Regions from separate parts of the Mus musculus genome. Here region 2 is linked to region 1. The links are chromatin loops, found by intact Hi-C in ENCODE. Cell type or tissue: gastrocnemius. All regions are shown on one strand. Links, peaks and the distances in the headings refer to the core of each region. The heading gives the core; the rest is flanking DNA.

Region 1 (5,373 bases), core at 184-5,183:
CTTGCCCCGTGAAATTCATATTACTATTTGGTACAAATCGTGCAATTTCTTTGTCTATAGCCGTAGTGTTTCCCTTGTACCAGGCAAAGGCTCCAAGCGCCAGGGGCAGATTGTGAACAAGTAGAAGAACATTGTTGTCTTCAGCAACCTGGGGCGGCACAGCCTCAATGGTGACTTCAGCAGTGGTGGCAGGGCTCCAGGAGGCTAAAAGTGAGGCTAAGAGGGAAGAGAGAAAGACCTATCAATCTTAGGACCTTTGCAAAACCTCTCAGCCTTGCTGTGCCTGTGTCCTATTGGGTGGTGGCCAGCAGATCACCTCCATTCCTCATCTTTCCACTGTAGGAAACGCTCTTCTCCGGCATTCACACAGCTCACCTCTCACTGCCCTCAGACCCCAGCTCACACTCAGAGTCTTTGCTGAGTGTAGGCCTATCTTCTCTGACCCCCTCCTCTAAAGACCCTGCACCTTCATTTTCTGGCCTTTCTCTGCTTTGATTTTTTCTGAAGTGCTTGCCAACCTGACCCCACCTAGATGCCCTCGCAGGTCTGCCGTTTTACACATAGAACTAGGGCTTTGTGTGCAGGGCTAGGTGGGTTTTGGCTTAATCCCTGCTGCCTGGAACATGCTCATATACCTGTTTGCAAATCAGTGTCCCAGAGCCTAGTGTATTTGCAAATTTCTCAGTGTAGTATGCAATAATTCTGTTTACTTGCCCCAGTTTGGTTTTTACGTGGAGAGTCACCCTGACAGAGTTGTGGACTTCAGTCTTCAGGATATCCTAGCCAGTGCGATAAACTTAACAATAGCAAAGAACTGAGTTACTCCTCACCACTAGCCAATTCACACTCACTGAGAGCTTCCTGTTGCCGTCAAGCTTCAAGCAGAAGCCAGATGTCCCTTCTCAGGTTCCTTTCCTCTCCCAGAAGAGCCCAGCCAGTCTCTGAGCTCCCCTGCTCTCTACTGGGAAGGAATATCTCCTTACCTGTGAGCAGTAGTCCTCCCCAGGGAACCTGCCCTTTGTGGAGATGTGCTGAGGCCAGCTCCATGTCTCTGCTGCCTGCCTGCTAGCTTCTTCTCCAACACTACTGCTAAGCCAGGCTGCCCTGATATCTGCCCTGCTTTTCTTAAAGGAGCTTTGTCTCCTCCCAGGGGAGGGCACCTCCCAGATCCACGTGGGCTGGGGGTGGAGCCTGTGAGTCTGACAATGCTGAACTCCTGTCAGTGTGGGCCTCCCGTCCTTCTATTCCTCTTTCCAGTTCAGTGTTCTAGAACATACTCCGAGCAGCAAGGCTGAGGAGTGCCCTGTGCCCTGGCCTTGGGGCTGTCAACTGCAGCAGGAGTTCCAGCATTTCCTGTAGCCTAGAGTGACACAAACCCCCATGGGAGCCCTCTGTGCCCTGCTCTCAATGCTCACAGAGGTGGGGTTTACTCCAGGCAGGAAGTGGCAGAGTTATCTGGAGGGTTAAGGAAAGGCCTAGCTGAGTGATGACTGGGTAGGACCTGATCCATCGTCACTGATGACACCAGTCATGTGTCTGATCCTAGGATACAAGTTGTCTCAGGGGCTTCATATCCTGGGTGTGCAGGAGGAGGTGACCTGTGTGTCCTGGAAAGAGGACTGTGTGCTCCACCTTCCTATGGAGGGTGCCAGGGAGACCTCCCCAGCTTCCTGTGCTGGCCAAATGTGATTCAGGTCTGCCCGTGCCCTCCGTAACCGTCCCAGGATGGCTCTGTTCTCCTTGGTGAATGCCCTGGGATTTCCCATCTCTCCCATGGATGATGGAGGATGGAAGGGACCACATCGGCTGTCCTTGCAGAATGGAGTTCTCAGAGATACAGGAAAGAGCCAGGAGGACAGAGTATGGTTAGGTGAGGGAGCTGGCTCCAGGTGTGTCAACTGGGATGGAAACTGCAATCCAGGTTGCAAGATAGGTTCTTGCGTATTCTTTCGTTGGTCATCCAGATCCCGGGAGCTCTGTGGGGGTCTGGCCTCTTGGCACTGTTGCTCCCTCCACTGGGCTGCAAACCCCCCTCGGCTCCTTCAGTCCCTTCTCCAACTCCTCCATCTGGGACCCCATGCTCAGTCCAATGGTTGACTGTGAGCTTTCGCCTTGCCTCTGTACTTGTCAGGCTCTGGTAAAGCTTCTTAGGAGACAGACAGATCCGGCTTCCATCAGCTAGCACTTCCTGACATCCACAATCGTGTACAGGTTTGGTGGCTATATGTTGAATGGATCCCCAGGTGGGGCAGTCTCTGGATGGCCTTTCCTTCAGTCTTTGCTCCACACTTTGTCTCCGTATTTCCTCCTGTGAAGATTTTGTTCACCCTTCTAAGAAGCAGTGAAGCATCCACACTTTGGTCTTTCTTCTTCTTAGGCTTCATATAGTCTGTGAATTGAATCTTGGGTATTCTGAACTTTTGGACTAATATCCACTTATCAGTGAGTACATATCTTGTTTGTTTGTTCCTTTGTGACTGAGTTACCTCACTCAGGATGATATTCTCAAGTTCCATCCATTTGCCTATGAATTTCATGAAGTCATTGTTTTTAATGGCTGATTAGTAGTCTGTTGTGTAAATGTACCACATTTTCTTTCTTTCTTTCTTTCTTTCTTTCTTTCTTTCTTTCTTTCTTTCTTTCTTTCTTTCTTTCTTTCTTTCTTTCTTCCTTTTTTGTTTTTCGAGACAGGGTTTCTCTGTATAGTCTAGGCTGTCCTGGAACTCACTTTGTAGACCAGGCTGGCCTCGAACTCAGAATTCCGCCTGTCTCTGCCTCCCAAGTGCTGGGATTAAAGGTGTGCGCCACTACCGCCCGGCTGTACCACATTTTCTGTATCCATTAGTGACACATGGCCCTGGCCAAACATGTGGCAGAAGATGGCCTTATTGGATATCAGTGGGAGGAGAGGCCCTCAGGCCTGAGGCTGTTCAATACTCCAGTGTAGGGGAATGCCAGGGCAGGAGAATGAGAATGGGTGGATGTGGGAGCATCCTCATAGAGGTAGGGGGAGGGAGGTAAGGATAGGGGGGTTCTGAAGGGGAGACCTGGAAAGGGGAAAACATTTGAAATGTAAATAAAGAAAATATACAAGGGGTGGTCATGGCTCAGGAGTTTTTTCTGTTGATTATATGGTCCAATTTCGCCCCCTGGTGTTCAGGAGGAGACCTGCAGCTCACATCTGGGTTGCCCTAAGGATGGTAACAAGGCTTTCAAAACTGTGGAGGAGTTGAGCACTAAGGTTTCCAGGAAAGATCCCAAGTGTATAGATCTTTTCAGGATCCATTCCTTTTTTTTTTTTTTTTAGCTAGAGACTATTATATCTGTGAAATGAGACTGACTGCCATTTGATCTGCAGTTCCACGGTGACTAATGAGGTTGATCTCCCATTCCCATGTGTCTAGTAACTTAGTTGTACATCTTGTTCCTGGGCAGCAATATCCTAGAACTGTGCTTTCTCTATAATTGCTTTATTCTGACTTCTAAATTTTAAAGCAAAGCACTTTCATTCACCAACAATAGCATATTTTAGAATTGTAACATTACAGAGACAAAGTTTGGAGCTGAGACAAAAGGATGGACCATCTAGAGATTGCCATATCCAGGGAGCCATCCCATAATCAGCCTCCAAACACTGACACCATTGCATACACTACCAAGATTTTGCTGAAAGGACCCTGATATAGCTGTCTCTTGTGAGACTGTGCCGGGGCCTAGAAAACACAGAAGTGGATGCTCATAGTCAGCTATTGGATGGATCACAGGGCCCCCAATGGAGGAGCTAGAGAAAGTACCCAAGGAGCTAAAGGGATCTGCAACCCTATAGGTGGAACAACATTATGAACTAACCAGTACCCCGGAGCTCTTGACTCTAGCTGCATATGTATCAAAAGATGGCCTAGTCGGCCATCACTGGAAAGAGAGGCCCATTGGACTTGCAAACTTTATATGCTCCAGTACAGGGGAACGCCAGGGCCAAAAAGTGGGAGTCGGGGGGATGGTATGGGGGACTTTTGGGATAGCATTGGAAATGTAAATGAGGAAAATACCTAATAAAAATTATATACATATATTAAAAAAAGAATTGTAACATTAAAAACCACAAAAAGGAAGCTTCTTAGTGTGTGTAATTCCTGGTGTGTTAGTATTTGAGATGCAGTAGCAGTGAGTCAGCATTCCTTGGAATTTGTTTTATAAATTCATAATTATGATTATTTAAGCATACTTATGAGTGTCTTCACTCTCTATAGTTTTTATAGGTGAAATTCTTGTTTAAAGAACTATGGGCCCTAATTGTTGGTACTTACAAGAACTACACTGTACAGGAATATTCAAAGGATGAAAGACAGAACTTCAGATCCAGGCCTCCCAGTAAGGCAGCAGCCCCGCATGGAGTCCCACGTGGACACTGCTTGCTAAGGGCCTGTTTTACGTCAAAACCGGTTACATGCGAGAGAGCATCCAAAGGGCCCACACCAGGTACATCATATGTGTGAGCCCATGAGGGAGCACTTTGTCTCCTTAGAACTACCACACCATTGCCAGGCGGTGGCGCACACCTCCAACACTCGGGAGGCAGAGGAAGGAGGATCTCTGTGAGTTTCAGGCCAGCCTGGTCTACAGAGTGAGTTCCAGGACAGCCAGGGCTACACAGAGAAACCCTGTCTTGAAAACCAAACCAAACCAAACCAAACCAAACCAGACCAAACCCCTTCATGTTCTCCTTCCTAATGTTATATATGTAATTACATGTGTACATGCAGACATTAGAGCTAGGATCCACAAACAAGAAAGGACATATGGGGTTTTCTTCCTGAGATCAAATGATCTCATTTAACATGATATATTCTAAGTCTATCCACATCCCTGTAAACTTTGTGATTCATCTTTCTGTAGAGACGAACAATACTTCACAGTGTGTGTGTGTGTGTGTGTGTGTGTGTGTATGTGTGAGTGTGTGTGTGTGTGTGTGTGTGTGTATGTGTGAGTGTGTGGTAGACTTGTATTGTGCATTCATATATTGATGGAGATCTAGGTTGGTTCTACTTCCTTGCTATATGGGATGGAGCAGCTGTAATCATGGGAGTGCAGATATCTCAATGGTAGGGTACAGGTTCTCTGGGTATATGTCCAGTGAAATAGCTGCGTTATATGGTATTGCTATTTTTTAAGAGACTTCCACACAGCTTTGTATAATGGCTATTAATTTGCACACCCACCAGCAATGAGTGTGTGTTTCTCTTCCCCCCCACACTCTCTCTGTAGGCATAATGTTATTGCATATTGTTTAAATATTAACCTTGTATAATGCTGATTTCTGTGCCCCTTTGCCAGGTAACTATCTATACTGTGTCTCCTGCTTCAGGGCTGTGT
Region 2 (5,373 bases), core at 253-5,252, 55 kb before region 1:
CTAGGGATAAGCCCAGGATTGGAACCCAGGTACTCTGCCACCAGCACAGGGCTCTTTGCTACCCCTTCCCTTTATAGGGCCTGCCAGAAGAGAGGGAGTCACATCCAGGGTCCAGGACATGGGCAAGAGTGGCTAGTTCCTAAGGTACAAGCTTGGGACCAGGTACAGATACCACTCCTTCACCAAACCAGACCTCTAAGGGACAGAGGGCTCCTATGATGTGTTCAGGGCAGGCACAGGGTTACAGCACCCTGCATGGAAGTGACCGGGGCTGCAGGGATAAGGTGGGCTCTTGATCTGCTCACGTGCTGTGCCGCAGGATGCTTCCTCAGTGGGGCAGATGGTCCCACCTCCAGTGGTGGCAGCTGCTGCCTCAGGAGACAGCAGCACCTCCGGCCACTTCTGGCTACAACGGGAGCAACAGGGGCCAGAGAGTGAGGCCAGGCCCTGCACAGTGTGGAGGTGGTGGTGATGCGGGCAGATGTGGGGCATACTGAGTGAGGCTAGCAGCAGCCTGGGTACAAGTCTGTGGCTTGTCTGTACTAGCTGTTTGCTGTGATATTCTTTCAACAGCTCCTCCAGGGCTGCTGCATTCTCTTTCTTCTCTGTGATCAGGCACACCAGGACTCCAATGGTGTCCTCGTTGGCATCTTCTGTCCTATAGGCAGGATTAATCCCACTGCCTCCTCCACCAGGGCTGGGCCTGACTTCCTTTTGGGCTGTGCAATGGTAGCTCTGCCGCTTGAGCAGGTTGCACACCAGGATGCCCAGAAGCCCCATTAGACAAAAGACAGGAACGATGGCAATCACTACATACTGGGCAGCCGTCTCCTCAGGACCGCTTGCCCGAGTGCCATTCCCAGGCTGCCGAGGTTCGCCCTGCCGCCCTGACTCATCACAGCCACCAGTACTTGGTGGTGCCTTGGGACATGGCTGACAGGGAACATGAGGAACTCCCTGTGGCCCAAACCACCCACGCTGGCAGTCTCCACACATTGTATCACGAGTTGCTGTGCCAGCCTGGGCCTCCAACCTCTTTTGAAGGCTGCAGCGGTAATGAGGCTGACATGGATAGGAGTCCCCTGAGGCTGAAAAGGTGCCTGGGGGGCAAGTTCTGCATAATGTGCCCTGTCCTGGATCCGGGTCAGGCTCTTTGCCAGGTGGACACAGCCAAGGAGTTATTGGTGTTGGAGTGGCCAGGGGCCAGGGCAGCAGCACAAAGAGGCAAGACAGGGGCCAGCACAGCAAGGTCCGCTTCATCATCAGGCCCTGGCGTGACATTGACCTTCTGACAGACTGCACCTAGCGCAGTGCTGGGAGGACGCGCAGCCGGCGGGCTCACATAGACAGCACCAGGATGGGACTGGACCAGGCAGAAGAGCATCCGCCGCGCAGGAGAACTTCCTCGGAGCAGCCGAGCGGGGCTGAGGGCCGCGCGCGCCCTCCTTACCTGGCCTGCAGCCCCAGCTTTGCTCAGCGCCCGACGCGGAGCCGGGGCCCTGCTAGGCGAGCGCTTCGGGGCCGGCCGCGCAGCCTGTGTGCCTTTTGAATCACATAGTGAGTTCTAGAAAACAATTTTGTGTTCACCCCTCCAGCTTTTTCCAGAGACAAACTCTGAAGCCTTGCGCTCTCCCGTCACTCTCCATGGTCAAGCATGGAGACCACAGCAGACGCTGAATTCTAGGACCGTCCAGCCAGAGCAGCAGTGCTCAGGACTGCTTTCTTCCCTGCTGGACCGTGTTCACAGTGAGAGTGGGATCCTACATCTGCAGCATCTTCCTACCTGGGCTGTGGCCAGCCCCGTGCCTCTTTTCACGGATCTTTTTATTTTTTCTCCTCTTCCTTCTCCTCCTCCTTTTTTTTTTTTTTTAAACAAATCTCACATCATAGCTTAAACTAGTGATTCTCAACTTCCTAATGACCCTTACATTCAGTTCCTTAGGTTGTACTGACCCCCAACCATAAAATTATTTTATTGCTACTCCATAACTGTAACTTTGCTGTTAAGAATCATAATGTAAATACCTTAGGTGACCCCTTTGAAAGAGTCATCTGATCTCTCCTCCTCCCAAAGGGGTTTCAATACACAAATTGCGAACCTTTGGCTTAAACTTACAGGAGAGTGCAGGGCTTCAGATATGCCTACGGAAAGAAATGGAGGGGCTCGTGGTGGGTGATCTCAGATACTGGCTAATTCCAGTGCTTGTCAGGACCAGGGCCAGGATTGAAGAGAGGCACGAGATAAAACAGCACCACAGAGCGCAAGTGACCAGGGAACCCTACATTTATTTCCTGGCACTTCATCAGGCCCAGATGTCTGAAAACAATGTCCTGATGATTTTTTTTTAAAGATTTATTTATTGGTTATATGTAAGTACACTGTAGCTGTCTGTCTTCAGACACCCCAGAAGAGGGAGGCAGATCTCATTACGGATGGTTGTGAGCCACCATGTGATTGCTGGGATTTGAACTCGGGACCTTTGGAAGAGCAGCCGGGTGCTCTTACCCACTGAGCCATCTCACCAGCCCCTGATGATTTTTAAAGAAAAAAGATTTATTTATTAATATGTAAGTACACTGTAGCTGTCTTCAGATGCACTAGAAGAGGGCATCAGATCTCATGGATGGTTGCGAGCCACCATGTGGTTGCTGGGATTTGAACTCAGGACCTTTGAAAGAGCAGTCAGTGCTCTTAATTGCTGAGCCATCTCTCCAGCCCCCCAGTCCTGATGATTTTGAGGGCTGCACTGTTAGTGCTTAGCATGGAACTTAGGTTTTCCACGGACACCAAATTGTTCGGAATCATAAAAACTTCTTTGAGGGTCAGCACAATGGCTCTTCAGTGAAGGTGTCATCACTGAGTTTGATCCCTGGACTCACAGTGAAAGACGAGAACTGACTCTGCAGGTTGTCCTCTAACGTCCACAGGTGCACCCACGTGACAAATACAGATGTAATAATGGAAAGAATTAGGGTTCATCTTAACTGTGACAGTGCTCTGTGATGTGGGCTGTGCTGTTAAAATGAGCGGTTGTGATTCACTCCCCACATCTGTGACTTGGTGTCCCCTCCTCCTGGCACCTTCCCATTGAGAACTGTTAAGTATGTTTTACCAGTCATGGTCACAAGGTGGCAGCACTTCCTCACTGGAGTTTCCTAGTGAGCAAGCCAGACAGGCTGTTAGGATTAGAAAGGGGTGCATTAGGTGACTAGGTCAACTGTGTCATCCTGTCTGTCCTCCCACCCCCCACCCACCCACCCCTCACCCTGGATCTCTGTAGAGTGACAGAATTGTGGACACTAACATCTAGATCGGAATATACTTTAGAGAAGAGCTTACAGAACACACAAGGTTGTTGTTTAAATACAATTCTGATACTTTTTTTTAAGATTTATTTATTATTATATGTAAGTACACTGTAGCTGTCTTCATACACTAGAAGAAGGCATCAGATCTCATTATGGGTGGTTTTGAGCCTCCATGCGGTTGCTGGCATTTGAACTCAGTACCTTCAGAAGAGCAGTCGGTGCTGTTAACTGCTGAGCCATCTCTCCAGCCCCCAATTCTGATACTTCTAGTGGAGACTGAAAGCCCTCTCCCTTCCTCTTCTGTCCCTGCCTCTGTCCTTCTCTCTCTCTCCCCTCCCCAACATGTCTTTCACTTTGCTGCTCTGGTCTTGTTTCCTAGGCTGGCCCCTAACACATCCACCCACTGCTAGGATTTGGTAAGCTATCACTGCTGGGTGGTGGTGGGTCACACTACGTAACAAGAGATCACGGTAGAGATGAATTTTCATTGCACCTGTGTTGATTTGTGGATGAAGTGAGAACAGACTCTGGAGGGAGCATCTAGCCTGTCTGGTGTAGCTATGACTTTAACATACCACAGGATCTCAGTGTGTAGCTCTGGCTGGCTTGGACCTCTCTATGTAGATCACAGAGATCATTGCCTCTGCCTCCTGAGTGCTGCAATTAAAGGTTCCCCTACCTGTCCCTCCAGCATGACTCCTGCTTAAGTCCAGGCTCTGCTCCTAAGTGTCGTTCCCACTCCTCCATCCCATGGCTCCTCTGACATTTCCAGCAGCTTCTCTTGTTTAGAACCCAGAACTCCTCGCTCAAGGTATCATTCGATGACTTCTGTACCCCAAACCTTCAGAGGTTCTTTGGCAATCACGGGTTTCCTTTAAGTGTGTCTGCCTAGTTTGTTTTCTTTCTTTCTTTCTTTCTTTCTTTCTTTCTTTCTTTCTTTCTTTCTTTCTTTCTTTCTTTCTTTCTTTCTTTCTTTCTTCTTGAGACAGGGTTTCTCTGTGTAGCCCTGGTTGTCCTGGAACTCACTCTGTAGACCAGGCTGGCCTCGAACTCAGAAATTCACCTGCCTCTGCCTCCCAAGTGCTGGGATTAAAGGCGTGCGCCACCACGCCCAGCTTTTTTTTTTTTTTTTTTTTCTGCCTAGTTTTCATGGTCCTTCAACATAGCCACTTTAGCAAGTTTACCTAACTTCTGGTTTCTCAACCACATCTTTCTGTAATGGTGATCCCTGTTTCCTCCCCTTTCCTAAACTGGGTTCACTACTCTTTCTCGACAGTGGTAATGTCTGCTCTAGAGTTAGACAAGCTGGTTTCTAATTCCAAGGGTACCACTGACCTTGGCAAATCACCTTCCTTTCTGAGGGACCAGCAACCCCTGCTGAGGCAACCTCATGTGTTGTTAAAATGAATAAATGGAAAAAAATTTAGACTACTTTCTTGAGAACTGCTAAATGAGCATCTACAACAGCGATCAATGCCTGGCTCCTTTTGCTTTTGTGTCTCCTGTTTCCGTAGTAGTCCTACTGTTCAGATGCCCAAACCTGCCTCTCTCAGGAAATACGTCCCAGACATTCCTCACCCAATGGCCCTGATCTTTTGCTCATTATTTCACCCATGTATCAGCTAGCAGCTAGTGCATCAGTTTATAGTGGCTATATGTTAATGGGGCGATGGGACTAATTTTCTTTTTTAGTCTTTTTTTTTTAAAAGATTTATTTATTTCATGTATGTGGGTACACTGTCACTATCTTCAGATACACCAGAAGAGGGCATCAGATCCCATTACAGATGACTGTGAGCCACCATGTGGTTGCTGGGTATTGAACTCAGGACCTCTGGAAGAGCAGTCAGTGTCTTCACCTCTGAGCCATCTCTCCAGCCCCCTTTTTAGTCTTTTATGAGAGCTTGAGCGTTGTCTTTAATGCTGCGACAGCTCCTTCTGCAATCAAGAGTCAGATCCTGGTAGCTTCGTGAATACCTTAGGGATAGCTTTCCTCAGGGCTCTTCCTCTTTGTACGCTTTGCTGGTCTCTTTTTCATGTCATGAGCTATTCCGTCTCCAGGAG

Evidence for each region. A loop is a pair of places that touch in the nucleus more often than their neighbours do. Peaks named below come from ENCODE experiments on the same cell type or tissue, not always from the same donor. Only the 100,000 strongest peaks of a DNase experiment are listed, where the experiment ranks them.
Region 2: a loop joins it to region 1, with 12 times the contacts of the local background. A loop is called at or near these places in 40 of 42 quality-filtered maps.

The regions. Positions count from the first base shown.
Region 1 is chr7:25,476,488-25,481,860 of GRCm38, forward strand. Ceacam1 (carcinoembryonic antigen-related cell adhesion molecule 1) reads right to left here and starts at 1,138. Exons shown (of 9, transcript NM_001039185.1): 1 at 984-1,138; 2 at 1-216. The coding sequence starts at 1,047. The region is part of intron 4 of 4732471J01Rik (RIKEN cDNA 4732471J01 gene); the gene reads left to right. In gastrocnemius, for the core only: a CTCF peak has its summit at 3,157 (motif pointing left); a DNase peak (open chromatin) is centred at 3,146; H3K4me3 peaks cover 1,291 bases; H3K27ac peaks cover 1,639 bases.
Region 2 is chr7:25,421,512-25,426,884 of GRCm38, forward strand. All of the region lies in intron 4 of 4732471J01Rik (RIKEN cDNA 4732471J01 gene), which reads left to right. It also overlaps the pseudogene Gm20949. Among named protein-coding and RNA genes, the nearest start is that of Cxcl17, 11 kb to the left of the region's middle. In gastrocnemius, for the core only: CTCF peaks have their summits at 3,126 (motif pointing right) and 5,071 (motif pointing right); DNase peaks (open chromatin) are centred at 1,047 and 3,126.